Regions from separate parts of the Homo sapiens genome. Here region 1 is linked to region 2. Evidence: chromatin loops called from intact Hi-C (ENCODE). Cell type or tissue: PC-3. All regions are shown on one strand. Links, peaks and the distances in the headings refer to the core of each region. The heading gives the core; the rest is flanking DNA.

What was found. Hi-C counts contacts between places; a loop is a spot of excess contacts. Peaks named below come from ENCODE experiments on the same cell type or tissue, not always from the same donor. Only the 100,000 strongest peaks of a DNase experiment are listed, where the experiment ranks them.
Region 1: a loop joins it to region 2, with 2.3 times the contacts of the local background. A loop is called at or near these places in 7 of 110 quality-filtered maps.

Annotation. Positions count from the first base shown.
Region 1 is chr3:102,061,930-102,078,477 of GRCh38, forward strand. No RefSeq gene overlaps it. Among named protein-coding and RNA genes, the nearest start is that of RDUR, 130 kb to the left of the region's middle. In PC-3, for the core only: no CTCF peak of the experiment used is centred there; a DNase peak (open chromatin) is centred at 7,642; H3K27ac peaks cover 2,265 bases.
Region 2 is chr3:101,861,212-101,877,759 of GRCh38, forward strand. No RefSeq gene overlaps it. Among named protein-coding and RNA genes, the nearest start is that of NFKBIZ, 20 kb to the left of the region's middle. In PC-3, for the core only: no CTCF peak of the experiment used is centred there; DNase peaks (open chromatin) are centred at 9,090 and 12,620; H3K27ac peaks cover 3,656 bases.

The DNA of each region.
Region 1 (16,548 bases), core at 2,899-10,898, 200 kb after region 2:
ACAGGTTTTATGATTAGATGGCTTATGGTAGAATTGCTTTGTTACATGGCCATTGAACATGGCATTGGGAGTTAGAAAATTGAATGCCTCTGGGGTCCAGATTTAAGGAAGACTAGAAAGTGGTGGGGCATTATGAGAACTTGAAGCCCACAGGCTGTGCTATCTCAGCTCAGTGTATTGCCCTACACCCTTCAGTTTTCAAGATAAGGCCTTTTACATAATCTTTCCACATTTAAAAATGTGGGCCCTTTAGTCTAAACTTTTAAAATACCATCTAGACCACCACAGTATCTAGATTTTGGCCAACTTTTTCAATCCTTGGTGTATATCTATCTTCTCATATATTTTTACTTCTAAAATGTGTGCAAAAATGGGCACAGAAGGGTGAAAATAACATATATATATAATGTTTAAAAAATAATAAAAGAAATTCCAGTCATGTTACTACTACTCACCTTGACAAATAGAACATTAACCAAACTTTTGTGTCTTACTACAATTATATTTGATTTGTTTCTCTTAAGAGGTAATCACTCCCTTTAATTTTGCTTTTATGTCTTGTTTTTCTTTATATTGTTAGCAATGATATCTCTACATTGGATTTTGCTTAGTTTTTACTGGTATTAAACTTGTAAAAAGAAATCAGGCTGTAATGTATTCTGAGACTTTTTGAGATTCATCCATGTTTTTGTCTAAATAGTTTATACTTTTAGATTTAGTATAATGTGCTAAAGTTTAATATGCATGCCATATTAAATTATTTTAGAGCATTAAGAAAAAGGGTGTTTGTGGGGGCGCTGTCAGCCCAGCTGGTTTTCTGTCCCCTATACTGCTTTTGCCATGGTAGGGTCACTGGGCTAAGGTGAGGGCACAGGCCCTGTGCTGCGAGCCCTTCAGAAGCATGTTGGTGATTGGTCCTGGGATGAGTGGCATCCTTTCTGATGATCGGGCTATGAGGTACTGCTACTGTCTCTTCAGAGACCCCCATAATGCTGCTTGCCTGCCACCAAGGCCACCCATCCCTCCTTAACCCCAAACTCTGGGTTCTCTTCCCTGCAGCAGGGACACTGGGGCTTCCCTCCTGTTCCACTTAACTCCTTCATGTTTGGCCACAGCAGGAGATGTGACAATAGCGCAGGGAATTTCACTTCTAAATTCCTATCACGTCAAATCTAAATCCAAAAACGAGTACCCCAACCCAGACTGATTGAGTGGTCAGTCTCCATCTGCAGGAACATGTGGGTGCCTCATTGGAGGGGACTCAGAAGGCAGGCCCTCCTCCTGGGCTGTCTTTTTTCCCTCCACCCCTCAGATACCCCTTATCCCAGAGTATCAGTACCTCTGGCCCTGTCCAGGGGTGTCAAATAGGGCACACTTGACTCCGCTGGATGGAGCCAGAGGGACTGAGCAAGTGAAGGGTATCATCATCCACTGGCTAGAAAAATCATGTACAAAGATAAAACAGCAATGACTTGCAGACCAGGTCTGCACTGTCCATCCCGGATCACCAAGCTTCGTCCTGGATGCTTTCCTGTCTTTCCAAGCCCTGACGTCTAATCTATCTCCAAGTCATGTTTGTTCTTCCTTCAATATTGGCTTGGAACTATTCCCTTCCCTCTTCCTTGCCTCCATCATCTCATTCAGATACCATCTCAGGCTGAGAATACCTTTGTTTCTTCCACATATAACCATGGGGCCACGACTGCACAGTGGGGACACCTGAAACACAGAGGTGAGCAAACCCGGCAGGCCTTCTCCCTCTCAGTGCTGGATTTTACTGCAGCAGCCTCCTGCCTGGACTGGGGCCTCTACGCCCACACCACCGTCTCCCTGCCTTTGCCAGAAGGCTCTGACAGTGCCTCCCTGCCTGGACCTTTCACGGCCGCTGGGATGAAGCCTGGGCACCATAGACCGCCCATCCTCCATGTCCCCCACCTTCCTAGCCCCGGCCTACAAGCAGCCTTGCTCACCTCACTTGCCACCTGTCCCTTCCAGTGTGCCTATGTGCCTTGGTCCCTGCTGTTCTCTCTGCATGGCACTCTTCCACTCAGGTTTCAGCTGAAATGGCACCTCCTCAGAGATGCCTCCCTTTTTGCACCATGTCCTCTACCCTGCCTTGTCCTTATTTCTGGCCACACTGCTTGCCTGCCCCACCCTCCTACCCTCACCAAACACACCACCAGTGGTTCTGAGTTGCCTCCAGCCTGGATGTTCCTCCTCTGCATCCAACTGCCCTGGGCATGGAGACACCCATCCATGTTTTAAAGATTCATCCTTATTGATATGGATACCTGTAAATACTTCATTGTTTGAGCATACCATGCACTATTTATTCATACAGAGACCTGTGCTTTCTGACACAAAAAATGGCAAAGGAGACAACAAAGCAACATATGTAGAATTATTCCTCTTTCGTAAAAAGTGGATGTATATGCATACTTTTGTTTTGAGACAGGGATCTTTCTATGATGCCCAGGCTGGATTCAAACTCTTGGGCTCAAGCAATCCCCCTGTCTCAGCCTTCTCAGTAGTTGGAACTGCATCCAGGTGCTGCCTAACATACATGTTTTATATACATACCTACACACCCGCTTTGGAAGGCTGTGACACTGCAGATCTCCTGCTCCGCAATAGTGTGATTAAACCTAATCTGAAATCAAATATCTTGGCCTTGAAAGAGTCAGATGCTTTCTCAAAACATTTGCTAACTCTTGGGATTAATTTCCTTTTGCTCCTCCCTGCCTTCATATTTCTACCTTTTGATGTGCTACCTCACTCATGTTCAATGCCAAGAAATTCAAAATGCGCATCAATTCTTGTACCCAAACATTTCATGAATTTAGTAATTTTATTAAAGTGACCCGAGAGACTCATGGGGAAAAGGTCCCATTTTCAAACACACCCCCTCTACCACCGTTACTGGCTTCACACCCATCCTATTCTTAAAAACTTCACTCATTACTCTGGGCAACAGAAAATTTATTTTCACTGCCCCACACAGAATAAGTCTGCTCGGTTCAGGATCTCTCAGTGTTTTATCTTTTACCTTAAGATTTATCAAATATTTTACTTCCTCATGTATAATACTTTAGAGAAATTTTGATAGATAAAAGTATCTACCCTTTTTACACAACACAATGAATGATGGGACTATAGGTGATTAAAAAAATCTTTATTATACATTTCTGTAATGGAACAATAAAAAACGTGTTTCACATTTATAATTGTAATCTCTCACAACTTCTGTTTGTGAAAAAAATTTATAATTAGAAAAGATAACACATTTATATTTTAGAAAAAATGCTATGAAGGGGGTTTAAAAGAGGCCTAGAAATTGATGTCAGTGGCTTTCAAGCTGTTTTGAACATCATCCTCAATAAGAAATATATATATATAACTACCTAGTAAATTCAACCAAATGAAAGTTTCACGAAAGAGAATTCATTCTTATTATGTGACATCGTGACCCATGAAATCAATTTCACAGTCTACTAATGGATCTTTACCTGTATTCTGAAAACACTGGTCTATTGGTTTCACTTGTCAACCTGATCCTGAAAACTAAGAATAAATTAGTCCAACCATTTATTTCTTATTATTCATATAATAAAAATAAATGTATTTTTTATTCTCTTCTTTGGTTATTGTGATCTCATAGAGACACAACCTCATGAAGAAATGACGTCTAAGTGTCCCCCTGTACTCTTTTTTTTTGTTAGCAAGTAGTATTTTTAAGATGTTTTGTTCTGATTTCATCTGTGTGAAGTCACAATAACAGTGTCATTTAAGTTTTTTAGTTTCTGGGAGAGGCTTTTGTGTTTGGAAAGGACTATTTATCTGTGGTTACCTGGGTCTTAAGTTAGTATTTATTTTATTAAAGTTGACATTTACAAAACATTTTTCTTAAGCTATTAAGTTTAGCCTTCAAATTTGTATTCTATTTATAAATTAAATAAATTTTCTATAAATAAAATAATTATTTCTACATGTTCTTTGATTACAGATTAATTATACACTTGACCCCATTAAAATGTCAGTAAGTTGAATTCCTTTAAACATTAAAAAAGATACGTATAGAACATAAGTACCTTGATTTTCTCAAACACTTCAAATGTCTCTCATGGTATCATCTTTCTGAGTTCTTAAGCAACTGTTGTATATCTGATAAAAAGATTCATAACTCAAGGAAATCAGGTTCTCAACTTTCAAATGCATTCAGAAACAAATCAAATGATTTTATACTTTTAAAATTAAAACATCAAATCAGATATCAATCATACATTTCAAATTGAAATAAAAAGGAATCCTAGAATAGACTGCAATGCAAATTCAAGACTGGGTCACAGAATGATTCTTTAGTAATCACAGGTGAACAGGCTGAGTTGAATCAGGCAGTATCTGCTGTATCAATACCTTAAACTTTTTAACTGGCATTTGGTTTTGTAACCAATTACATTATGTGTGGCCTGTGTCTATCTCAAGTTTCTTTTTCATCTCCAAACTTTCATTGTAAATTCTTTCAATATTTTAAACTCCTTTTATTGGAAAATTTTAAACAAATACAAAAGGAGACAGAAAGGCATAATGAGCAGAATAGACTCATTAACTAGATTTTATAATTATTACTTCATAACCAATATTTTTAAAAACTGTACTTCCACCCATTTCCTTCTACCCTGTTTAATATTAAGAAGCAAATCCCAGACACTATGTCATTTTACAGCCCACTTAGGTCATTCACATGTCTTTAGAAGGAGGTAAGGCCTTAAAACTAAAAAGACTCACAATGCCGTTATCTCATCTAAGATTAATAACAATTTTTTTAATATCATGGACTATTTAGACAGGGTTCAGGTTTCAAATTGTCTTACATGAATCATTATTATTTCTTAGTTTGTCTAAGTCTGTATTTAAAGAAGATTTTTGTGATTGGTTGATATTCTTCTTAAGTCTCTTAACCTGTCAGTTTGCTTCTTAATTTCTTATTTTTTTCCTTGACATTTATTTGTTGAAGAAAGTGGGTCACTTGTTCTATAGAGTTTCCCAGTGTAGACTGTGCTGAATTGATCTCCATGGTGACATGATGTCATTTAATATATTTTTCTATAAATTGATTGTTTAATCCAGAGGCAAACTCAAATGTGATGTGTGTGAGTGTGTGTGTGCGTGTGTGTATGTGTTTGAGTGAGATTACAGCAAGCAAGACAAATTCCTTAGTGGAGTACCCCATCAAAAGTAATATCTGGTTGTCTCTTCAACCTTTTTGAAATCACTTTACTTGGGTAAATCAAATTGGGTACCCCCTGTCCAGGTTGCAGTTAATTTTTTTATTTTTTTTGCCGTGTGACTAGAGTTATTTGAATTCTGCTCTCCTCTTTCCTCTTTGTAACATTTTCCTTTCTGTGGGAGTAGCACTAATTGAATCCCTCTCCCCTGTTTTATATTTTATTTTATGTCTCATGGGCCACAGTTACAGTATTGATGAAAATCTACCAAGTAAGTTGAGCTTCTTTCTGTGTCAGCAGAGATGAGCCTAGTGCTCCAAGTAATCGTTGTACAGGCCATATATCTGAAGCAGGGGGGTAAATCCTCTTGAAAATAGGTAAGTTTTAACCTAATATGTAGAAAAAGTGGATGACTTTTAGGGTTCTTGGGAACTCCAACTCTCCAAACAACCCCCTCCTTGACTTAAAATTCCAAAAAGAATTTCTTCACTTCTTTGACCTAGGCTTGAGTCTCTTTTATAATATATTTAACTTATCAGTACTTTATTACATCTTAATGTGAATAAATCTTTCTGTTATTTCCTGGGATGTGACTTTGAAAGGGGAGGTTAGAGATCTTGCTAGGAGCTGGTCCTTATGGTGAAGGCTGAGAAGGAAAGTCCGATCTGGGCTTAAGGTATATACTCAGGAGTCACATGCTGGGGAGATTAAATTAAGTCTGGGGCAGGCCAAGAGGGGGAAGAAGGGAGGTGATGTGATGCTTTGGATTCACCTGGATCATGATCTAAAATTTTAGATTATTCTTGAACCCAACCAGTCTCTCCCAGGTTTATTATCTTTGGATCTTGAATGATAATTTTTTTTTGACTATCAACATAATACTCTACTCCGTTAGCAGTTAAGCAAAAACTCACCTGCCTTGGGTAAATTTATATCTCCATTATTGCTGAAAAATACTAATAGTTGAATGAAGTGTTCATTTTGGTTGGCAAAGCTGTAGAATAACAATAGCTGGAATGCACAGTGCCAAGATCAGCAACCCAGTACACTACTGACTTCAAAATCAAGGGCACTGTAATTGAATTCTAAAATGTAACAGTTGAAAGTAATTTTTTTTCTGTTTATTTGACAAAACCTGTTCCTAGAGAATAAATAGATACTGACATAAATACTTAAATGGCTGTTATTTGTGAAGGAAACTGTACTTAAAAGTAGTTTTTTCTTTAGCTTTCAGACAAGCCAAACCCAGTTTATCAAGATTTGTCATTGAGGTGGTAATAGAATATATCACCAGGGTTTTTATATTTCCATTGTTCCCCTTGCAGACAGCAACTTTGCAGAAAGCAATTATGTTGAAGTGACTCATATGCCATCAAAATTATTCCTGTTGAAGGTAATTTCAGCAATAAAACAGTTTGTACTTTCCCTCCTTAGACACTGTTAGCATGAGGCATTTAAAAAAAATCTGTAGAGACCCATCTCTCTAATCCAATACGACTAATGTCCTTATGGAAGAAATGGCATCTGAAGAGGCAGAGACACATACAGAGAAAAGGCAATGTGAGGACACAGAGAGAACATCATCTACCAGCCAAGGAGTGTCTGAGACCACCGGAGGCTAGGAAAGAGGCATGGAACAGATGATCCCTCACAGCCCTCAGAAAGAACCAAGCCTGCTGACACCTTGGTCTTGGACTTCTAGCCTTCAGAACTGCAAGGCAATAAATTTCTGTTGTTTAAGCCACCCACAACATTTCTGTTGTGGTACTTTGTTACGGCAGCCCTAGCAAAATGATACAGTTGGGAAATCCAGTGAAAAAGAAATGCATTCTTTGAAAACAGAGTGAGCAAGAGAGAGAGAGAGCAGTTGGGGTAAAACAATGGCAGATGGATGTCAAAGTTTTTCAATAAAAAAAGATGACTTTTCATTAATAAAGACTATAGTCTGAGACCCTCTTGAGTCTCCAGATCTTTTTCCCTTCAATTCTTCCTAATGTCTTCTCTAACTCTCTCCAACTTCCTTTCTTGGCGGCATGCATGTTTTATTCTTTAAAACACACTGAATTCCTACCATGAGCCAGTCACTGTGCTGGCCACGGAGGCATGAATGGCCCCAGCCCTCATGGAGTGCCCAGTCCAGAGTGAGTAACAGTCATGCAATCTGGATATCAAGGACAGAGTGGTAAGGGCTGTGGTGGAGTAACTACAAGGGAAGCTAAGACTACTCTTAGGAGGGACACCTAATCTGATTTTTGTTTGTCATATAGAGCTTCCTGGAGGAATTGACTCCTAGATTTGTGGAGACCTAAAATGAGTGGAGAAAAGTGTTCCACACAGGGTGAACAGCACATGAAGTCTGGAAATGAAATTCATGACTGTGTCTTAGACTGTGAGTTAGGAAACAGTGAGAGATGAGTCAGAAAAGGTGGGCAGAATCCAGGCTGTATGATCTTTGAAGCCATAAATACATCTTTTGACTTATTCAAAAGCATACTGGAGCAGTGAAGGGACTCATGCTGAAAAGAGCAGCGAGATTTGTGCTTGGACTGGTCATTCCATTTACCTGAAGATGGCAAGTTGAACACAGGCAGAAATCTCCCCTTCCACTCTATCATATGGAGTTGATATCAGTATATTAAAATTGTATTACTAAATACATCTTATGCTTGAAAATAAGAAAAGGGAAATACAAATCAGAAATCCAGAAGCTTGCCAAAAAGTGAGGGGAGAGGAAGTAGACAGGAATCCATGATAGTAATAAGGGCCTAAATCCATTGGGCTTTTAGGGGACTGGGATTGTGGAACTGGAGCCTTTCAATATTTGGAAGCAGGGCTGACACCATTCTATCTGCCCATGGCTGGGGGCTGAAAGGGGCTACCTGTTCTCAGCAGGGTCCAGAGTTCCTCTGCCACACAGAAACAAAGTACCACAACAGAAATTTTGTGGGTGGCTTAAACAACAGAAATTTATTGCCTTGCAGTTCTGAAGGCTAGAAGTCCAAGACCAAGGTGTCAGCAGGGTTAGTTCTTTCTGAGGACTGTGAGGGATCATCTATTCCATGCCTCTTTCCTAGCCTCTGGTGGTCTCAGACACTCCTTGGCTGGTAGATGATGTTCTTTCTGTGTCCTCACACTGCTTTTCCTCTGTGTGTGTCTCTGCCTCTTCAGATGCCATTTCTTCCATAAGGACACTAGTCATCTTGGATTAGAGAGACTGGTCTCTACCGATTTTTTTTAAATGCCTCATGCTAAGAGTGTCTAAGGAGGGAAAGTACAAACTGTCTGGAAATAAGGCAATCCTTTGTTTACCTGGTCTAAGCCTGGTCTGGAGCTCTCCCTGATACAGAGCTGGGGATGAGGCAACTGAAGGAACATATATCAGGAGACTGTCACAACCCAGAATGCATGTAGGAGAAACCTGTGAAAGATGAGTGTAAGATAATTAGAAAGTATTTGAGGAAGAGCAACATCATTAAAGATAGACAACAAACAGCATGAATGGGATAACTGATACTTGAGCAGTTATAGCTAATGCAGGAATAAAGAAAGAACTTTAAAATAAATATATGATTATCCAAGAGACAAAGTAGGAAATGGCAACTGTAAAATAAGCTGGAGAACAAATTACCAAACTTGAAGATCAACCTAAAGAAGTCTCTCAGAATGCAGCACGAAGAAATAGAGAAGACAAATAGCAAAGAAAGGTTAAGAGATCATGAGAATGGATTCAGAAGATTCAGTATACATTTGATGAAATACGTAGGAGAGAATTTTGAATGGCCAATATATGAATGAGAATTTTCCAGAAGGAAGTATAGATATGAATCTTTGAGTTGAAAAAAATCCCATGAAGTAATAAAGAGGCAAAAAATATGTATATAGATATTATGCTCAAACTTTGGAACATTAGATACAATAAGAGCACCCCTAAATTCTGTCAGAGATATGATATTGATCAGCAGTCCCCAACATTTTTGTCATCAGGGACAGGTTTCATGGAAGACAATTTTTCCATGGATGGGGGAGGGGTTGGTTTCGGGATGATTCAAGTGCATTAACATTTATTATACTTTATTTCTATTATTACATTGTAATATATAATGAAATAATTATACAACTCACTATAATTAGAATCAGTGGGAGCCCTGAGCTTGTTTTCCTGCAACTAGATGGTCCCATCTGGGGGTGATGGGAGACAGTGACAGATCTTCAGGCATTAGATTCTCATAAGGAGTGTGCAACTTGGATCACTCACATACACAGTTCACAATAGGATTTGTGCTCCTATGAGAATCTATTGACTCCACTGATTGGACAGGAGGCAGAGCTCAGGTGGTAAGGTAAGCACTGGGGAGCAGCTATAAATAAAGATGAGGCTTTGCTGGCTCACCTGCTACTCGCCTCCTGCTGTGTGCCCTGGTTCCTACAGGTCTGTGGCCTGGGGGTTGGGGACCCCAATACAAAGTAAAAGAATAAACATTAAAATAATGTCATGTTTTCTATTAACAATATTAGATGCCATAAACAACAGGACAATATCTAAAAAACTCAGAGAATAATATCCTTTAATACAGAAATATTTATTATTCTAAATTATGCATCAGAAATTAGGGTTAAAGATCTTTGGCTGGGCATGGTGGCTCATGCCTGTAATTCCAGCACTTCTGGAGGCTGAGGTGGGCAGATCAAGAGGTCAGTTGGAGACCAGCCTGGGCAACATGGTGAAACCTCATCTCTACTAAAAATACAAAAGTTAGCCGGGTGTGGTGGTGCATGCCTGTAATCCCAGCAAAGGGCTAATATCCAGAATCTACAATGAACTCAAACAAATTTACAAGAAAAAAACAAACAACCCCATCAAAAAGTGGGCGAAGGACATGAACAGATACTTCTCAGAAGAAGACATTTATGCAGCCAAAAAACACATGAAAAAAATGCTAACCATCACTGGCCATCAGAGAAATGCAAATCAAAACCACAATGAGATACCATCTCACACCAGTTAGAATGGCAATCATTAAAAAGTCAGGAAACAACAGGTGCTGGAGAGGATGTGGAGAAATAGGAACACTTTTACACTGTTGGTGGGACTGTAAACTAGTTCAACCATTGTGGAAGTCAGTGTGGCGATTCCTCAGGGATCTAGAACTAGAAATACCATTTGACCCAGCCATCCCATTACTGGGTATATACCCAAAGGACTATAAATCTTGCTGCTATAAAGACACATGCACACGTATGTTTATTGCAGCACTATTCACAATAGCAAAGACTTGGAACCAAGCCAAATGTCCAACAATGATAGACTGGATTAAGCAAATGTGGCACATATACACCATGGAATACTATGCAGCCATAAAAAATGATGAGTTCATGTCCTTTTGTGGGACATGGATGAAATTGGAAATCATCATTCTCAGTAAACTATCGCAAGAACAAAAAACCAGACACCGCATATTCTCACTCATAGGTGGGAATTGAACAATGAGAACACATGGACACAGGAAGGGGAACATCACACTCTGGGGACTGTTGTGGGGTGGGGGAAGGGGGGAGGGATAGCATTGGGAGATATACCTAATGCTAGATGACGAGTTAGCAGGTGCAGTGCACCAGCCTGGCACATGTATACATATGTAACTAACCTGCACCTTGTGCACATGTACCCTAAAACTTAGAGTATAATAATAATAAATAAATGAATTAAAAAAAAGAAAATAAAAAAAATCTTTTCAGATTATAAGAACAACTGGAATTTGTCATGCATACACCCTTGATGAAAGAACTTCTAAAGTATATACTCCAGCAAGAAATAATGATAAGCAAAGAAGTTGTTAAAACACATTCATGAATTAAAATATTTATTGATTTAAAAAAACAATAGGAGAAAGATGGATTTAGTAACAAGCTGGGACCAAAATTTCATTAAATATATAACCATCCTTTTCAAGATATTCAACAAAAATATATATAATAAAGTAACCTAGATTAATATAACAGAATTTATCAAAAGAGAAAGAAGAGAAAGAGAAAGCATAGTAAGGAGAAAATACAAAATAATTTATTAGAAACAAGCATACATGTGACAGTAATCACAGTAAATGTGGACAGGTTGATTGCCCCTGTGAGAGTAGGGACCTTCTTTCTTGGTCATATCTGTATGCTTGCCATCAAGTTTTTCGAATAAGATATTTGTTTTATGAGATCTTTTAAAAAAGATACTATGAGATCTTTTAGGCTGGGCATGGTGGCTCACACCTGTAATCCCAGCGCTTTGGGAGACTGAGGCCGGCGGATCACGAGGTCAGGAGATCGAGACCATCCTGGCTAACAGGGTGAAACCCCGTCTCTACTAAAGATACAAAAAATGAGCTGGGCATGGTGGCAGGTGCCTGTAGTCCCAGCCACTCAGGAGGCTGAGGCAGGAGAATGGCGTGAACCCCGGAAGCGGAGCTTGCAGTGAGACGAGATCGTGCCACTGCACTCCAGCCTGGGTGACAGAGCGAGACTCCGTCTCAAAAAAAAAAAAAAAACAAAAAACCATGAAATCTTTTAAAAAAGATCTTTAAAAAAATCTAGCTATATTATGGTGAAAAGAGAGTCACTTTAAAATATCCCCGAGAGTTTGAAAACCCAGGGAAGAAGAAAGATATATGCCAGGCAATTACTGACAGCAACAGCAAGTATCTAGCATAGCAAGATTAGAATTACGAGTAACAAAATTCAGGGCAAAATGCGTTAAAAGAAACAGGTTGACATTTCATACTGATAAAAGGAACAATGTGCTTTTATGCATTTTAAATATGGCCTTAACTTATAAAAAATCTGATAAAACTATATTTAGAAATAAAAAATCATGGTGGAAGACAAATGTGATACACTACCCTTAACATGAGAAAAACCCACAAACACCCAGTTTAAACCATGAGCACAGGACTTGCACAGACATTTCTCCAAAGAAGATAGACAAATGGCTGATGAAGCATATGAAAAGATACTCAACATCACCAATCATGAGGGAAGTGCAAATCAAAACCAAAATGAGAGCAACCTAAATATCTATAAATGGATCAATGGATAAAGAAAGTCTCACATATACATGCAATGGACTATTATTCAGCCTTTAAAAATGATGGAAATTCTGATACATGCTACAACATGGATGAATCTTGAGGACATTATGCTAAGTGAAATAAGCCAGTCACAAGTGGCATGGTTGTAGACTGAAACACACACTTAAAAATGGTTAAGATGTTACTTTTATGTTATGTGTATTTTATCACAATTGAAATACAAATAAGGATACTCCCCTTGATGTATTTTGGAGAATGGTTTAATGGGGACAAACACAGGTTGGATAGACACCAGCTGGAAAATTTTTCTGTGAATCAAGAAAGATATAACAGTGACTTTAATTCATGTAGTGTAAGTGGGACTGAAGTCAAAGGGAGGGATTGAGAAATAACTAGAAGGTAGGAACAAGAGTACTCAGTGAATGACTAGATGTGAGTGCAAAGGGAGAGAGAAGCCACTTTCAATGCTTGGTTTCAGGATTGGACAACTGTGTGAATGTTGGAGCCATTTTCTGAGACAATACACCCAGGAAGAGGAGCAAGATCTGGCGGACAAGATGAGGAGTTTAGCTTAGACTAAGACGAGTTTGAGATGTCTCTGAAATGTCTAAGGGTCCAAAATCTCTTTCTTCACCCTCTTCATTTTCTCTTTATTTCTTCCACTAAAATGCCCACTGGCTTTCTTTCTATGCACACTTTCACAGATAAACACAATTTTGTTGACTTTAGGAGTGTTCCCACATCACTGCAGCATAGATCTTAGTGGGTAGATCCTGGGATTACTCAAATATGTACTTGTCTTAAACAGGATTTATTTCCCTAAGTTCAAAGAATGCTTAATGCAGTGGAACAGATTGTGTTTCCAGTGGACACAAGAATCCCAGATGCAGAACACTAACAAGAAGCTTGCATAAGCACAAGGCCAAGTTCATTTCATTCTCATTTGCTATAATGCAACTCTTCTACAATTTCACTGATGGTGTAGATAAGACAATTCACAGCTGTCACTGAGACTGGGACCTGCCAGCTGTTGTCTTTTGCTCTGATTTCTTTCCTGCAGATAAAATGTTTTGTAGAAATAACATAATGGGTCCCCAAGTTTGGTTTGTTTATATTTTGTCATCTGTTGTGATGCCAACAGAGCATATTCAGGACATAATACTTAATGTAGAATGGTGGTGAATCAGTCATGTTCTGATGTTGTCCATTTGGTAGCAGTCATTGAGGAAGATGCTTTTCCCACACAAGTGTGAATATAATAATAAAAACAAAGACCCTACATTCAGGTGAACTAGGTGCAATCCTGGCTGGTTATGTGATTCTGAGTAGGTTTAACCAGCCTGAATCTCAGTTTCTTTATCTTTAATTAAAACGATGGGAAAAGCCCCTGGTTTATAGTTATTTTATAGATTAAAGGAGATATATGTGAAGGTATCTATTATAGTACTTAACATATTGCAGGCATTAACAAATATTAATTTCTTTTCCCTTGTAAACTGTTCTATGATTAATACCACATTTTCCCAGGCCATCCCAACCTGAAGGTAAAAAGGGGACCACAACAGCAGCATAAATGTCCGCAGCCTCTTGCATGGGGCCTTATAAGTTCCGTTCAAAGCAATTCTCCCAAATTTGTAGAGTGCCCAGGATTGTCTCACACACGCTGATAAGCACAGCATTCTTCGCTCACACACAGAGCTTGCCTTCTTTGTCTTTGCCTTGACTGTTCATGACCCTTTGCTGGGACTGGGATTGCTAATCCTGGTAAGGCCAATGCAAAGATGTCAAGAACCTTTTGATGACTTTGGGAAGTTGGGAAATTCCCTCCTACCACTGATAGCTTCCACCTCCTGCCACTTAGGCTAGATGTTTTATAGAGCCAGTGCCATTCTCTGGGCCAATCCACAGTGTGCCAAAACCACTTTGTTTCCTTCCCTGATGTGTCAAGATCTATTTTCTGTCTTTATATTAACATTAATTGTTTTAGTTTGTATTTTCAGCCACTTTCTTCTTGGGGACCTAATTATGAGTTCTTAGGGCCTGGGCCAGAGGAAAATTTGACTAACGGATATCACACCAAAAACCTGCTCTCCCTCCTAACACTGAAGCTTTATTAGAAGGCCAAGCTTTTATGTGAATGCCTGTCTTCTCTGAGGATAAGTGATTTTACAAGAGTTATTTTCAATTCCTCATGCCAGTCACCCTCCCTCCTCCCAGTCCCCTTAGGGCCACCTCAGCAGTCTTCCAGATGTTCTAAGGTAAATACTCCTGTGTTCTAGTTGAGAATCCTGCCACAGTTTCTCATGTAGGAGGATTTTTAGAGACTCTTTTTGTTTTTTTAAAGAAGACTTTTCCTCTAAAGAGTAGGAGGAAGACTGGGAAAAAAACATGAAATAATTATTACTTTTTTTTTTAAATTTTAGGGGCACAAATGGTTTTTGCTTAAATGGATGAATTGTATAGTGGCGAAGTCTGGGATTTTAGTGCACCTGTCACCTGAATAGTGTCCATTGTACCCAGTGTACCCAGTAGGTGGTTTTTCATCCCTCACCCCACCTCCCACTCTCCCCACTTCTAAGTCTTCAAGGTTCATCATACTACTCTGTATGCCTTTGCATACCCATAGCTTAGCTCCCACTTACAAATGAGAACATGTGGTATTTGGTTTTCTGTTCCTGAGTTACTTCCCTTAGGATAATGATCTCCTGTTTCATCCAAGTTGCTGCAAAAGACATTATTTATTTTTTATGGCTGAGTAGTATTCCATATGTATACCACGTTTTCTTTATCCACTTGGTTGGGGACTTAGGTTGATTCTACATCTTTGCAATTGTGCATTATGCTGTGATAAACATATGTGTGCAGGTGTCTTTTTTATATAATGGCTTTTCCTTTGGACAGATACCCAGTAGTGAGATTGCTGGATCGAATGGTAGACCTACTTTTAGTTCTTTAAGAAATCTCCATACTATTTTCCATAGAGGTTGTACTAATTTACATTCCCACCAACAGTGTATAAGTTTTCCCTTTTCATCACATCCACACCGACGTCTATTGCTTTTTGACTTTTTAATAATGGCCATTCTGGCTGGGGTATCTCATTATGGTTTAATTTGCATTCATTATGAAATGATTGTGATAATTCTGGATGTGAGAGAGTAGGGGGGATTTTAAGGAAGGGTCGGGGATGTGGGGACCTGAATATGGGCAGTGGTCATGGAAAGAAATGGGCAGATTCTAGAGGATTGATGAAAGAACAAACAAAGGTAATCAGTGACGACTGGAGAAACAGGACTTGAAGGTTGTCATGGATGATTCTGAGTTTTCTGGGAATTTGTGCCTCTAAAGTTGATTTGTCTGAATAGTAAAAATTGAAATCCCAAATCCTTAATGGAAGTTTTCAGAGTCCTGTACCCCTTGCCAGCCATCCTGCTTTAAAATGACTTGCTGTTCAAATTCTTCAGTGTCTCTTTCCTTTGCTTTCCTCTAAGCACCAGGCTTGTGCGTGAGAGGCTATAACTTGTCTTCTTTCCTTCATGTAGGTTGGTGATACAGACTTGCTGGTCCTCGTGAACGTGCTGGTGATTTGGACTCCAAGGGCAATCTGTCTGTCAGTTTTGACAGTATTGTCTAGTCTCAGTGAGAGATGGAAGGAAGACCACTGAGATTTCTCTGAGTCTGAAAATAGATACTCTTCTTAGCATTCAAATTTGCTTTGAAGGAGCATTCTTCACATGCCCATGGTCAGGAACAGTTTAAGTAGTGTTAGGATCCAAAAAGTTGATTGGATTTCCCCGCCTCTCTTCACAGTCTATATTTAGGCCCCAGCCTATCAAAAATATTTAAGAGGAGTATTTGGCATATTTCTGAAATGTTATTTTTGAAATATTATGCTGAGCATTTAAGCAAATGAACGACACAGGGACAGCTTTGGGCAATGCTATGAGTGGGTCTCCAGCACCCCTTTCTCTTCATTAGTGTTCTCAAGCTGATCTCTGGTTGCTTAGAGCTCTTCACAGAGGACTTCATCAGGACTGGCCTTCAAAATCCCTGCTGCTAAGCCTTTCCTTTCCCAGATCCCATATCAGATTGTCATGTTCCTAGAGGACTGAACATAGTCAGTGGTCTAATAAATAATAATGATAGATATGGTTTATTGAGTGCCTGGCATGGTGCTTTTCATACATTATCTCATTTTATTCTCACAACAGTTTTGGAAGTATTACTATCCCTCTTTACAAATGAGGAGA
Region 2 (16,548 bases), core at 4,892-12,891:
TGTTAGGTTTTGAAATTATCATGGAAGTTTAATAGATGCTGTCGATCATTCACATGTTTAGATGCTTAAAAAAAAAAAAAAAAGCTAAGTGGGAGCAGTGAATCATAGGAATAACAGTTTGGAGATTACCAGGATCATCCTTAGAGAGATGTAAACCTGGGAAAGGTTCTTCCCTTTGCCAGCAAGCCATTTTGACGTGTGAGAACAAACACATCAATATCTGTCAGTATGTTGTTACAATTATTGCACATATATTCTAGTTCTTACAGCTGTTTTGAGAATCTGGTGAAAGCTATGAATCCTTTCCCTGGAAAATGCAAATATATGTATACACACAAATGCTGTGTGCAATATTTGGGGCTTCACAACCTTTAGAAGACCATGACTCACAAGAATCCACTTTAGTTTCATTTCTGCACATACTTTTCTTCTTTCGTATAACAAAATCTTGGGTAATTTGCTTTGCAAATGCAACTTGTTAACCAGAACAGCAGAAATGATGTACTCCCACTGAACATAGCCCTACAGTGAGCTTTACCCAAGTGAGCTTCTATGTTCTCTCTTAATCCCAAATTCTCTCATAGTTGAACCAGTATCTAGCAAGTATGTTTGTGTGTGCGTGTGTGTGTGTGCAAAGATGTAAATAATTTGAGGCTAAGACATATAAGACATTTCTTAGCCTTAAGATGTTTACGTGAGAGACATGGCATGTACTTTATTAGGTAAACTATGTTAAATAGCATTTAAAAAGAGATTCAGAAGGGACATTTCTTTCTGACTGGGGAGGATTCAAGGTAGAGCATTTGAACTGTATCTTCTGAATAGTTGATTTGGATGTTCATATAAAGGGAGGAGAGGCAGATGAAAGAAACAAACAGCATGAACCAAAGCATAGGCGTCTGTGGGAATAGCAGGTGATTTTAATATAGTTAGTTAGACTCTGGAAGTGGCCAATAAGGTTCATCTTGTGTTCCACCTCTGACTGGTAATATTTTTGAGTATCAAGTTGAGAAAGATCCTCAGGCTCGTAGGGGCTTCAGGAGAAGGTTGCTGGATTGAACCTTCAGGAGAGGTTGCTGTGATTGGTGCGTGATATCTGCCACAGGAATATGGGAAATGGCTCTTGATTGAATACATCTTAAAGCCTCACAGAAGCCAAGACTGTGTGCTCATTGCTGCAACTTCAGTGCCTAGCACAGTGCCTGGCACATGGAAATAGTTCATAAAATATTGGTTGAATGAACGAATATATGCCAATCCTGGTTAGAGTCACTGGTTTTGTTGGGGGAGGTGATGTTTTGAGCCAGAGTTATACTATTAATTACTAATGAATTATTGGCTATCATGGTTCTGAATTTAATTCTGCCACATGATTTCACAGTGACATGGATGATATGTTAATGAAAATGGGCATGGGCATAGTTGGACTCATTAAGGAAAAAAATCAGGCAGTCTGTCTTTGCAAAGGACTGTTAGTGCTGTAGTTTGATATTGACTAAGGAATCCCTACAAGAGTCAGAGACCAAATCTTCCAGCTCAATTTGTTAGTCAAATCAGTAACATTTAATATCCTTTCTATATTTTTACTTAATCAGGACAGGAAAATTTCCTCAAATGTCTCTGACTTTTAACAAATGTCAACTTAAACATACGACCACTAACTTCCATTTTCTGATAACCTCAGTTGTTCTGTATTGAATACGACCTCAGAGAGAAATCAGCTTCAGTCACTGGCTAAGTTTGTGATGGTTCCTCTGAGATCAGGCCTGGGTACAAGGTTTGAGATTACTTGTAACCATGCTACTAGGTTTTGGCTATACCTGCTGGTGCCCTGGATTAATCCTTGAGAGAAGGGGAGACACTGCCTTATTAGTCATCAGAGGCCCTGCACCTAGCACAGTATCTGACACATTGTAGACATTCAATAAATAGTTCCTAAGTTGAATTTAATTTCAACACTTTGTAAAAATTTTTTTTCTTGGCATATTTTATTCTTCAGTGTATAAATATTTTTATTATCTACATACAGTTTATGACTTAATCCAGTACTTTTATGCTTCAAGCCTTTGGAGTCTGTGCAGACCCAGAAACATTGCATGGGTGGCACATTTCTAGGAGGGGTAAGATTGGTTGTTTTTGTTTGTGTGTGTGTTTGTTTTTTTTGAGACGGAGTCTCGCTCTGTCGCCCAGGCTGGAGTCAGTGGCAAGATCTTGGCCCACTGCGGCCTCCACCTCCCAGGTTCAAGCAATTCTTGTGCCTCAGCCTCCTGAGTAGCTGAAATTACAGGCACGCACCACCACACCTGGCTAATGTTTTTGTATTTTTAATAGAGATGGGGTTTCACCATGTTGGCCAGGCTGGTCTCGAACTTCTGGTCTCAACTGATCTGCCCACCTCAGCCTCCCAAAGTGCTGGGATTACAGGCATGAGCCATCACGCCCAGCTGATTGTAGATTCCTCTCAAAATGTGTCTTGCTTTTTCCTTTGTACTCCTTGTCCTCTGGCCTGTTGTCCCTGCTCTCTCCATCACACCATTCCCCTTGCCTGTCAGCTCAAGAGGGTTTGGGGGTGAGATAGTGCAGCTGCTGAGTGCCCTAGGTTCAAAGTTTCAGTCTTTGGTCGACATTAGTATCTTATGTGAAGCTTGTTAAACATGCAAATACTTAGGCCCCACCCCAGGTTTCCTGAATCAGAATCTCCAGGATTTTCAGGGCTTCTGGCAGATTATATGTGGTGATTCTAATGCAGTTTTAGTCTAAATTAATTAGGAAATGCAGACTTTGGAGAGTAGCTGTGGTTGGGCAGTAGCCATATGGTGGTAACAGAATGGGTTTCTGGAATGCGTATGGGGATGAAGTGGCAACTGATGAAGATGTGCAGTGTGCCAGGCACGTTGGATCCTATGGTATAGAAACTAGCTTTGAAGATACAATCATGAGTCACCTTATTTTTTTTTCCTGCTTTCAGAAATCACTTTTCTAAGGTGATTCTGGTGTTTAAGTTTCTCAAGTATATTAGTTTCCTAGGACTGTCTAACAAATAACCACAAACTTGGTGGCTTAACTCGGAGAAATTCATTTTGTCATAGTTCTGGAGGCCAGAATTCTGAAACCAAGGTGTTGGCAGAACCATGTGCCCTCCAAAGGCTCTAGGTGGAATTCATGCCTTCTATTCCAGCTTCTAGTGACTCCAGGTGTTCCCTGCCTTGTGGCAATATAACTCCAGTGTCTGCTCCATCTCCACATGGCCTTCTCCTCCCTGTGCCTCCTCTCTGTATATCTCTTACAAGGACTCTTACCACTGAATTTAGGGGCCACCTGAGTAATCCAGGATGACCTCATCTCAATTTTATTTATTTATTTATTTTTGAGGGGGAGTGTGCAATGGTGCCATCTTGGCTCACTACAACCTCCACCTCCTGGATTCAAGTAGCCTCCCGAGTAGCTGGGATTACAGGCATGCACCACCACACCTGGCTACACACCTGGCTAATTTTGTATTTTTAATAGGGACGGGGTTTCACCATGTTGGTCAGGCTGGTCTCGAACTCCTGGCCTCAGATTATCCGCCCACTTTGGCCTCCCAAAGTGCTGGGATTACAGGTGTAAGCCACGGCACCTGACCTTTTTTTTTTTTTTTTTTTTTTGAGACGGAGTCTAACTCTGTCACCGAGGCTGGAGTACAGTGGCACGATCTCAGTTCACTGCAACCTCTGCCTCCCAGGTTCAAGCAATCCTCCTGCCTCAGCCTCCCAAGTTGCTGGGATTACAAGCGTGCTCCACCATGTCCAGCTAATTTTTGTATTTTTAGTAAAGACGAGGTTTCATCATTTTGGCCATGACGGTCTCGAACTCCTGACCTCAAGTGATCTGTCTGCCTCGGCCTCCCAAAGTTCTGGGATTATAGGCATGAGCCACCACGCCCGGCCTCAGTATTCTAAATTGTACAAAGACTTTTTTTCCAAATGAGGTCACATTCACAGGTTCTGAGGATTAGGATGTGGACATATCTTTGGGCAGCCTTAACTTAAAACTTACTACACCAGGAAAGAGGATTTATAATAATTTCTGTTATCATTATTTCTCTTAAAAAATGAGTAAGATTAATATTTCCTTTTTTAAAAAATCATTTTATCATGGTAAGAACATTCTATTTTCTTACGAAATTGTAAAGTGTACAATAATAGGGACAATGTTGTACAATAGATCTCTAGAACTTATGAATATTTCTTTCTGAGCAATCCTATAGCCTGTCTTCAGAATCTATGGTATCTTTTACATATTATTATTGATCTAATGTATGGTAAAATATCTCTATTTCATTTATTAGCTATAATACTAAACATTGACCAGGCAACTCATTTACCATTGATAAACTTTAAGAGAAACAAAAATATTTATTGAGCTGTAACTCAAAAATTATGATAATGATTAAAAGAGCTTTAAGTATCCTAAACTTCCAACAAAGCTTTTATAATTGTCTCTTGTCATTTTGCTCCCTGGTACACATGTGAATGAATCTGCTGCTCTTCACCTTGGATCACACTACCTAGAGCTGTGTGAGAAGCAACATGATCCCAAATCAAATTAAAATCCTATGCTTTACGGCATCTGATCTTGGAATGATAACAGTAGAGGAGTTAGTCACTGAAAACTGCAAATGTTTAAAAGTCAAGGGTCAAATCCAGTTTCATACAATAACAATTGATTCCACTTTGCTAAAACTCAATTGAAATAGACTGTTTTAACTCTAGATATTATCTTTTTAAGTGATAGGATTCTGGCTTTTGCTCCAGAAATAAAGATTTCAGCAGCTCTGGGAACTTGGTAGTTGGATCCAGCATGTGTTTACCTGTTGGATCAGCATAGTTCCTGTAGGCTTGACAATCGGGACAAATTTCAGATTGTGAAACAACACTAGATTCCTTAGCTTAATTGATCTGGGGTTTAAGTTTCAAATTACTATTTATTTTTATTAACTCAATTCATGGTATCTTAATTCACATGGCCTGCTCTCCCTATTTGCAGCCAAACATCTCTCAGGTAGTACTTTAATTTCAAGTGATTGTGTAAGACTGTAGGGTACTTCCTGATTGGCCTTCGTGGAAGCCCCAGGTGTCGACTGGTCTGGAGGCGAACTGCTATTTTCTTCCAGCACTCTAGGGTTAGTTTTGGTGTTTGCCTCAGTGGGAGTGTGTCCAGTGAGAGTCTGCTTTTCTGAATTGGTGCCAGAGGTGTTTTTTTTTTTACATTAGATATCATTTTTCTTTTGTCTTTAAAAAAGGTATCCTTTTCTTTTTGCTCCCAAGAAGTATTCCTTCCAGAATATTTTAAAATTTTCAAAAAATTCTCCTTTTTAGGCTCTCACAGATATGGAAGAATTGGTCGTCTTCAGGATAGCAATTTTGTCTGGTGTAACTTCTTACACCAGGAAATTCAAAATATATCATTTGGGATATATTTGAATATATCCCAATATATATTTTGAAAAATATATCAAAGGAAAATTCAAAATATATCATTTGGGAAAACAAGTAAGCATTTGGATGGTGCCTCTACTCAAAATATTCCTGGAAAATTTTTTTAAAGATAAATTTTTAGCCAGGTGTGGTGGCACATGCCTGTAGTGTCTGCTACTTGGAGGCTGAGGTGGGAGGACTGTTTGGGCCTCCAGTGTTCCGGGCTGCAGTGAGCCATCCATGATCCTGCCAATGTGGTGTAATAAGAAGATGTATAGACAGAAGTTTAATTTACACAGGTTATTAATTTCTATACACATTCTAATCATACAGGCTAATGAGGTACGTCATTTAAAGTGCAGGATTTATAGACAGCTGACAAGTTTTTCTTTTATGACATTATTCTATTTCCCTATCTATATAAATCAATCAGTTTTGTTTCTTCCCTCAGCTAAAGTTATATCAAATTTGTTATCAAGGTCAAAATGTCTATTAATCAGTTAATAGGGTAGCTAAAAAAAGTCTGTTAATTTTTTTTTTTTCTATTTTCTCCGCCACCACCCACATCTAGGTTTTCAAGGCTTTATTCTTGGATTACCACAATAGACAGGAACCTGACTTTTTATTACGGAAACATTCAAACACACATACAAGTAGGCAGAATAGTATATTGAACACATACATCTATCATGAAACTTCATCAATTATAAACATTTTGCCATTTTTGTTTCCTCTTGCCCCCATATTTTGTTCTAGAATAAGTTAAAGCCCACTCCAAGCATTATAGATTGTCAGTAAGAGTCGCTAACAGATAAGTAACTTGTGTCCCCAGTAAATAGCTTTCTAATTATTCTTCCTCCAATCTTCCTGCTTTTCTTACCAATCCCAAAATTTCCACTACTTGGCATACTGTTAAAGAAACAGAGAAAGTTTTTCAAAGGCTCAATGCTGCCTGTTGAATCAGATGCAAACTCTTGTCCTGGTTTACAAAGCTATGTTGACCTTAGCTTGACCCTGCCTGTCTAATCTCATCTCATTTTTCCCCAGTGGGCTATCAGGTGGGTCTCTTCACTGTATCAGCTGATGCTCTGTTTATTCCTGTCTCTTGTCAAGTCCTCACCTCCCCAAATTCTGTGCATCCTAGAAAGCCCTGCTTGGGTGCCACTTTCTCTATTAAGCTTTTTCCAGCTCTTACTGACTGCTCCTTTCCCTGACCTCCTGGGATTAAAACACAATTCCTCTAACTTTCATATCTGGTATTTTCTGTCATATTCCAGACTTAATTATTGCAATCAGGAAAGTGAGCTCTGAATCTGAATTTTCTCTTCCTTGCTTCCTTTTTTCCTTTCTTCCAACCCTTCTCTCTCCTCTCTCCTTCCTTCCTTCCTTCTCTTTCTTTCCTTTCTTTCTGCTCCCCTGTCCCCCTCCCCCTCCCCTTCTTCCCTCCCTCTCCCCTCCCCTCTCTTTGTCACACTCTATCATCCAGGCTGGAGTGCAGTGCATGATCATAGCTCACTGCAGCTTTGACCTCCCGGGGTCAAGTGATTCTCCCTCCTCAGCCTCCTGAGTAGCTGGGACTACAGGTGCACACTACCATGCCCGGCTAATTTATTCTTGTTGTAAAGATGGGGGTCTCACTATATTGCCCAGGCCAGACTCCTGGCCTCAACCAATGCTCCCTTTTCAGCCTCCCAAAGTGCTGAGATTACAGGTGTGTGCCACTGCAGCATTTACTTTTTAAATACAACTTTAAAATGTCTGGGTGAGTGGTATTTTTGAGGACACGAAGAAGGTGAGTGGTGCTGGATAGAATCTAGCATTGGAATCGTAGGCAGAATTCTAAGATGGTCCTAGGGCTATCTTTGCCTCAGATGTTACTCCTGTGATTCTGTTAGGTTACATTGCAAAAGTGATTTTGCAAAGGTAAATAAAGTAATTATTAACCAGCTGACCTTAAGATAGGGAAACTACTCATCTAATCACACGGGCCCTTTAAAAGCGGAGTGTTTTCTTTGGCTGGAGGCAGAAGAGGAAATCTTAGAGATTCCAAGCCTGAGAAGGACTCAACCCACAATTACTGGCTTTGAGGATGGAGCAAGGGGGCAATGAGCCAAGGAATACAGGTATTTTGTAAATATCCAAACAGAAAATGGAATCTCAGGCCTACATCCACAGGGAATTGACTTCTGCCAACAACCTGATTAAGCTTAGAAGCAGATTCTTGCTCAGAGCCTCCAGATAAGAGCCCAGCCCTGCTGACACCTTGAGTTTGGCGTTGTGTTACTTCATGCAGAGTCAAGCCAACCCCGCCCAGACTCTGACCTGCTGAACTGTGAGATAACACATGGGTGGTGTTCTGAGCTGCTAAATTTAGGGGTAATTTGTTACACAGCAATAGAAAGTTAATACAATATATAACACAGGGTTTGAGCTTATAGTGCAATTTTATGCATTTCCTGCTATTTTAATTAAGGCTCCAAATCAGCAAGAGAGGTTTTCCAATAAATGGGGGCACTGGTCTTAGGATGTGTGGTCATTACACAGGCTAGCAGTGTCTTTAGTTTATGATATCTCACTTTTGTCCAGCACTTCCCCATTCCAGATGGGAAAATTTCTTTTTTTCTTTTTCTTTTTTTTTTTTTTTTTGAGACGGCGTCTCGCCCTGTCACTCAGGCTGGAGTGCAGTGACATGATCGCGGCTCACTGCAACCTCCACATCCTGGGTTCAAGCAATTCTTCTGCCTCAGCCTCCCTAGTAGCCGGAACCACACGTGCATGCCACCATGCCCGGCTAATTTTTGTAGTTTTTAGTAGAGATGGTGTTTCATCAAGTTGGCCAGGCTGATCTTGAACTCCTGACCTCGTGATCCACCTGCCTTGGCCTCCCAAAGTGCTGGGATTACAGGCATGAGCCACCGTGCCCGGCCTGGAAAATTTCAAGGAAAGGAAAGTGTAGCTTCCCTATTGCCAGTGTTTTCAAAAGAATCTATAAAAGGGTCCTGGAGCAGGAGAAGGTGATTAGGACAGCATATCTGACCAGTAGTAGCATCAGCTTACTGTGTTGCCAGACTCTAGCCATTTACCTCTACTGTGAGAGGGGGGCATATTTTGTAGGGCAGCGGTCTCCAACCTTTTTGGCCCAGGGACCAGTTTCATGGAAGACAGTTTTTCCATGGATGGGCTGTGGGTGGGTGGATGATTTCAGGATGAAACTGTTCCACCTCAGATCATCAGGCATTAGATTCACATAAGGAGGACACAACCTAGATTCCTTGCATGCACAGTTCACAATAGGGTTCACGGTTCTGTGAGAATCTAATGCCAGAGGCTGATCTGACAGGAGGCAGAGGTCAGGCGGTAATGCTGGCTCGCCCATCGCTGGTACCGGTTCATGGCGCTGGAGTTGGGGAACCCTGCTGTAGGGAAAGAACCCCTTAGCTCTGCAGCAGCCACGATTTCAGATGGTACAACTTGTTTAAAATAAATAGACACACTCACTTCAGAGACTGGTCAAGAAATAGTTGCCGAGAGCTCTTGGAACCAAGATGAGAACTTACATTACAGTTTCTTCTGCAGCCTAGGATCACAGATGACGGGCAGGGGCTTTATTAGTTTAACCGGCATCTATTTCTCCAGTCGTGCACACAGAAATGAATGAATGATTAGACATTCATTTGGGGTGCCTTTGTGTGATTCATAAATAACTTGTTCCTTATAAAATTTATTGCTGAATGACTCATTAAAGAATTATGATGAAGATAATAAGGCTCCTAATTTAAAGGGTTATGCAAGTGTTCTTTTAAAAATCAACTTTGCGAGGTGTAATTAATGCATAAATTTTAAGTGTACAGTTTAACAAATGTATACACCTATGTAACCACCACCCAGTCAAGATACAGAACATTTTTGACATCCCAGAAATTTCCTTCATGCCCCTTTGCAGTCAATCTCTCCTTCCACACAGCTATTGATCTGATTTCTATTATATTATTGTAGATTAGTTTTTGCCTCTTCAAAAACGTCGTATAAATAGAATCATACAGTCTGTACTATTTTCTTATTTTCTGGGTTTCTTTCACTCAGCATGATTTTTTTTTTTTTTTTTTTTTTTGAGACGGAGTCTCGCTCTGTCGCCCAGGCTGGAGTTCAGTGGCGCGATCTCGGCTCACAGCAAGCTCCGCGTCCCGGGTTCACGCCATTTTTCTGCCTCAGCCTCCCGAGTAGCTGGGACTGCAGGCGCCGGCCACCATGCCTGCCTAATTTTTTTTTTTTTTTGTATTTTTAGTAGAGACGGGTTTCACCCTGTTAGCTAGGATGGTCTCTATCTCCTGACCTCGTGATCCACCTGCCTTGGCCTCCCAAAGTGCTGGGATTACAGGCATGAGCTACCGCGCCCGGCCTCTGCATGATATTTTTGAGATTAATCCACATTGGTGCATTGATCACTAAAGTATATTTCTATTGCTGAGTAGAATTCCATTGCACTAATAACACAATTTGTTAACCATTCACATATTAGTGGGCATTTCGATTGTTTCCAGTTTGGGACTATTATTGAATAAAGTTGATATGAACAGTATTTGTGTGGACATATGTTCTCATTTAATTTTAAATTCTTAGGAGTGAAGTACCTGGTTCATATAAGTGTATGTTTAGCCTTAAAAGAAATGGCCAAACTCTGTTTTAAAGTGGTTGTGTCATTTTTCTCTTCTAATAGCAATGCGGGAGAGATTTCTCAATCTTCCCTCAAACTTGGTATTGCCAGTCTTTTTAATAGTAGCCCTTCTAATGCATGTGTAGTATTATCTTATAGATTTAATTTCCGGGGTGACTAATGACGTTGAGCATCTCTTCTTGTGCTTACTTACCATTCATATATCTTGTTAGTGAAGCATCTGTTCAAGCTTTTGTCTGTTAAAATAATTAGCCCCTTATTGAGTTGTAACAGTTTTTTAAAATATATATTCTAGATATAAATGTATTTCAGATATATGTATTATAAGAATTTCTCCCAGTCAGTGGCTTGCCTTTTTATCACTTCTTAAAAAATTATTTTGCCCCATTTTCATTTTCTTCTTCTGGGTCTCTAATTATACTTATTTATACCATTGTCTATTGTCCTGAAGGTCTCTGAGGATCTGTTTATTTTTCTTGAATCTATTTTCTCTCCATCCATTAGCCTGAATATTTTCTATTGGCCTGTTTTCCTGTGTTCAACTTCACTGCCTTTCTTCTACCATCTCTGATCTACTGTGATTTCTTTTTGTCATTGAACTTTTCAGTTTCAGTATTTCTATACAGCTCTTTTTTATAGATTTCATTTCTGTGCTGAGATTTTCTATCTTTTCACTCATTAAACCAGTACTTTGATTCTTTGAACATATATCATTTAATTCTTTGAGCCACATTTATAGGTGCTGCTTTTGAAGTCCTTCCTTATGTCTCAGGCCTGTAATCCCAGCACTTTGGGAGGCTGAGGCAGGCAGATCACCTGAGGTCAGGAGTTCAAGACCAGCCTGAGCAACATAGAGAAACCCTGTCTCTACTAAAAATACAAAATTAGCCTGGCGTGGTGGCAAATGCCTGTAATCCCAGCTACTCGGGAAGCTGAGGCAGGAGAATCACTTGAACCTGGGAGGCGGAGGTTGTGGTGAGCCAAGATTGCGCCATTGTACTCCAGCCTAGGCAATAAGAGCGAAACTTGGTCTCAAAAAAAAAAAAAAATAAAATAAATAAAATAAAATAAAAAAATCAAAGTCCTTTCTTGTCTTCTAAACCCAAGATCTCAGTAATGTTGAGACTGGTATTTTCTCTTTGACTGTGGGTCATGTGGATCATGTTTGCCTGGTTTTTGTTTAATTTCTACCAATTTTTAAATTGTATGCTGGACATTGTTGGTAATACATTGTGTAGACTTTAGGCTCTGGATTTTGTTTTCTTCTTTTGAGAAGTGTTACCCTGTCTTCTATTAGGCAGTTTCATTACCTGCAAATTACCTTGCATTTCTGTAGGCTAGTTTTCGTGCTTTGCTAGGGTACATCTCCGGAAAACTCAATATATTTCCCAAGTTCTTCTATCTTGGCACATTTCGACCTCCAATTCTGCAGATATTTTAAAGGCTTGGTTTTGGCCGGGCACAGTGGCTCATGCCTGTAATCCTAGCACTTTGGGAGGCTGAGGTGGGCGGATCACCTGAGGTCCATGACCAGCCTGGCCAACATGGTGAAATCCTGTCTCTACTAAAAATACAAAAATTAGCCAGGTGTGGTGGTGGGCGCCTGTAATCCCAGCTACTTGGCAGGCTGAGGCAGGATAATTGCCTGAACCTGGGTGGCAGGGGTTGTAGTGAGCCGAGATACCACCATTGCACTCCAGCCTGGGCAAAAGAGTGAGACTCCATCACATAAAAAAAAAAAAAAAAAAAAAAAAAAGACTTGTTTTTTAATTTTGTTAGTGTGGGCCTGGAGTGGACCTTACTCTAAAGCATGGTTCTAATCTCTTCTGGTATCTCAGATGCTTGGTGTGTTAATAAATTAATAATAAGATCTTGTCACTTTGGATTGGCCAAAACTTCAATGTTCTTCAGCACTGTTTAATGTCTACAATTGCTGTTCTGTACTTGTCTCTGCACTAACACTTCTCTATACTTACTATAAGACCCGGGTAGTCTTGACATGGGCACGTGCACCTTAGCCCTGAGTCAAGAATTCATAGAGAATCTTCCATACAACTTCTGGGACCCACCTTCTCACCACCCCCAAAACACCTTTCGTTTTGGTGCCTTGCTCTACAGATTCTTCTGAACTCTTATCTCTGCCTTGTCAGCTCAGCAGAACTACTGTGCTCAGATTGGATTCTAGCTTGCTATGCTGTGGTTGGAAAATTGTACCCTTGCAGAGATCCAGGATAATCATGGGCCTCACCTAATGAATTTCTCCTCTCTCAGAGATCACAGTGTTTAATTTCCTGTTGTCCAATGCTGAAAAACAATTGCCTCATATATTATTTTCCATTTCATTGTTTATGGGTGGAGAGCTAGTCCTATACCAGTTGTTTCATCATAGTTGGAAGTGAAAGTTTGCAAGATGTGTTCTTAAAGATTAAATTATGTAAACAGAAACGGATTTACCAAAGAGGGGGCCCAAAGATTCTGTTTGGGCTGAAAAAGCATTTATAATAGTCATGAGTCCCATCCTATGACTCAGACACTGACTCCATTCATAGGAAGTTAGTATAGTGGAGTAGAGTGTAGTTTCTCTGCGTTATTTCTAAAAATTGAGTCTAACAGCCATCTCCCCTCTCTAGGAAACAAAAAGAAGGTTTCTAAAAATAATAGTAGTAATAATAACTTACTATTATTATATACTTAATGTTCTAGGTTCTGTCTCTAAGGCTTTATATTTATTAACCAATTCTTTATAATAAATCAATTACCAATTAACTACTAGTTAGTACCTGAACATGATTAATTACTAATTAAAAATTCTATTTACAGACCAGCCTGGGCAACGTAGCGAGATCCTGTTTTTACAAAAAATAAGCACATTAACCAGGCATGGTTGTGCATGCCTGTAGTCCCAGCTACTTGGAAGGCTGAGGTGGGATGATTGCTTGAGCCCAAAAGTTTGAGGCTGCAATGAACTATGATTGTGCCACTGTGCCCCAGCCTGGGTGACAGAGTGAAACCCTGTCTCTAAAAAAGAAAAGAAATGTTATATAGCATAAAGGATTCTAGAAACTCAAATTATATTAACCTGCATCGTAAATTTGTGAGGGAATTTGTGAGCACATGTGGGTATGTGAGAACTCCTACCTCGGGGTCTTTCCGAATGTTCTTTCCCTTGAGCACAACCTCTTCCCTGTCAATCAACTGAAATGTATAATTCAGAATTTAGCTTCAATATTACTACTTCCAGGAAGTTTGTTACATGCTTTCATAACATGTATTTTTTTAAATCACAATTGTAATTGAATTTACATAAATATTTATTTAATGGATGTCTTTTCCACTAGACTGTAGGCTCCATGAAACCCATTTCCTACCATGTATCCAGCACCTAGCACAGTTTTTGACATGGCGTATGTGTTCAGTAAGTATTTGTTAAATAAATGAAGGAATGTCAAAGAGTGAGTAGGCCTCCTGTCTCAGATTCCTATGAACTTGATTTATTATTGAGGATTGTCTATTTTTTGCCTTTCTCTCCTATTTAAAAAAATTACATACAGTAAAATGTATTCTTTTTGGTGTATAGGTCTATGAGTTTTTACAAAAATCTAGAGTCATGTCACCACAATCAAGATATAGAACAGTTTCATGTCCCTCCGCTCCCCACCAAAAAATTCCCTCTCGATAACTTTTGTAGTCAAACCCCCAACCTTCAACTGCCGGCAACCATAGAGAATTGTTTATTTTACATTACCTTGGACTCTTCTTTTCTTTTCCATCCTGCTTGGCCTGTATTTCAGCTATCTTACTGCTCAGTAACACTTCTAAATATCAGAGATGTGAAATCGAATTTAGACTGCTGTCTTAGCATTTATGCCCTACGTGGAATCATTTGAACAAATAATTTGACTACTTGGAAGAATCAGAAGAGGGACACTAGGTCAGCTGAGCTTTGGTGAATGGCCTGTTATTTCTACTCTGAATTATATCTACTCGGAACAGCTCTAACATCTGTACACATCTCTATTTCAGTATTCCTGCCTTAATTCAGGCTTTATGATCCTGTCCAGATCATTGCAATGGTCTCTATCCTGGTTTTTCCGTGCCTCTAATATCTCTTTTCTTATATTCAGTATCAGCTCTAAGACTTTTAAAGTTCTTCACTGGTGTCCCATTGAGCCTTACTTAGCACCTAGCATATCATTTACAGCTTCTCATGAGGAGTTGCTTTTTTAGAATCATCCTCATTAGGTCTTATCGCTTGCAGTCTGTGATGTTCCAGTTGTCCCAAATTATTTCATTTTTCCAAAGGTGCCATGTATTTCACGACTGAGGCTTTTGTTCATGCTTCCCTGAAAGTTTCTATTCACTTTATCCGCCAGTGAACACCTACTCATTATTGAAGACTTGACACAGGCTATCTCCTGCTTTCTTTCCAAAGACCACTTGAATATTCCCTCTTTTGTTCCCACAGTTACCTGTCCATCCACCTGCTATAACACCCATAATTCCTTATTGCTAACCTATGTTCACATATTTGTCTCCTACCTACAAGAATCAAAGCTCTTTGGGGTAAGTCTGTCTATTCATCTTTGAATCCCCAGTGCCTAGAACAGTAACTGCTGTATAGTAAGTATGTGATCAATAAACATTTGCTGAATGCATCAATGAATACAGTTCTTACTGCATTTTTAGCTGAACACTTTAATAATTTTCATAAGCTTATTTTAAATGTGTATCTTTTTGGTGTTTTAGAAAATATTTGATCAAGGACTCTCCCATTTTCATGAGACACTGACGATCCTATTTTTCATGGCCACATGAAGTTCTCTCCAGCTTTCGGTCAGACACTATGCATTTACCTTTGTGTGACCTGGTCAGCTGGCACTACTTCAACTGGGCTTACCCGTGGCTGTCTGCTTGCGTATAGAAACTCAACTTGCAACTGTGGAAGTGAAAAAGGGAAAAACATGCGATGCTGAAAATGAATATGAATTTCCCATTAGTTGCTAACTGTCTTTGAACTTCCTCTCCATCGAGGCTCAGAGTATAAAGAGTAAACTCGGGCCTCGCCTGGCTACAGGACACACTGTGATTCAGATCTTTATCTGTTGTGGTCAGTGCCATTTTGAACTCTCACCCTAGGGATCTTAGTCCCAAGCTTTTTGTGTTCATCGTATTTACCATGGAAATGGAGATTTAGTTCTTCCTTGTGAAAGTGAAGATATTACATTCTGTAAATATATTCTGCCTTTAATCTTTTTTGTTGACATAAAAAAGAGTATTCTGCCCAACTAGTTTTGTCATTTTATTGCAAGCCCCCCCCCCGCACCAACCCCGAAAACAAACTAATGCTGACATAGGATATGATTCTTATTGATGAAGTAACCACATTTGTGACCAGCCGGCTCTTGGTTGGCCAGGAGTGAGGGCAGGTGGGGAAGGGAGGAAATTGTCTATATCTTCATCTCATCTGGCCAGGCATAGGGTCTGAGTTGGAATCTGCCCCTTGTTGAATGCTCACAAGTATGAGCTTGGAGCTCTCTGGAAAGGAAACTGCCATCTCTTAGGGCAATTAGATAGTCTGGGAGAGATCCAAGTTGTGAAGAAAATGTTTAGTGCCTTAGCACCATGAATTACACCATGATTTTGAATGATTGTACCACCAATTTAGGCTGAAGCAATATTTCTCTAATTTGCATTTTTATTAGGATCAACTAGGAAGCTTGTTAAAACAGATATCCCTGGTTTCTACAGGAAATTCTGTAGATTCTGGTTCAGCAGACTTGGAGTGAACTCTGGGAAAGTATGTTTTTAACAATTTCCCGAGGTGATCCTGTTGCACGAAGACAGAAAACTGTCTTTTTTTCTAGGATTGTTGGAGATGAGCAGGGCAATGTGATCATTATGAAAGGAGCCCTTAGTGTTCTGAATTTATTGATATCCCAATGTACTTTTGTAAAAACAGGTTCTACAAACTGGGGCTTTCTGATCCAAACCTCATCTATTTTCAATATCTGAAAGTCCAGTTGATCTTGTGGAAAATACCCATGAGCAGAAAGCAAAGGTGGCACCCGAGAAGGAGTTGCAGTCTTGTTCAGTGAAATTTAAGGGTAGATTTTTCAACTTATTCCTGACGTTTCTCCTCAGGCTGTAGACTATGGAGTGAGTTGAGTTAGCATCATGGCACCCTCCTGCTATGACTCATATAATTGTTATAAGGGTAGTGCCAACCTAAAGTTTGGGCATATTTGACATGGTGGTAGTACAAATAGAGTGGAGGCAGAGCCGGGATAAAAGATGCACAGCTACTTGAAGAAATGAGTGGATATATTGATATGCTGTCTCTGACCCTGCTTTCTGCTGTGAGTTGAATTCCAAAAAGTTGGTTCAGTCCTCCAGGTTTGGTGCAGGTCTCCAAAA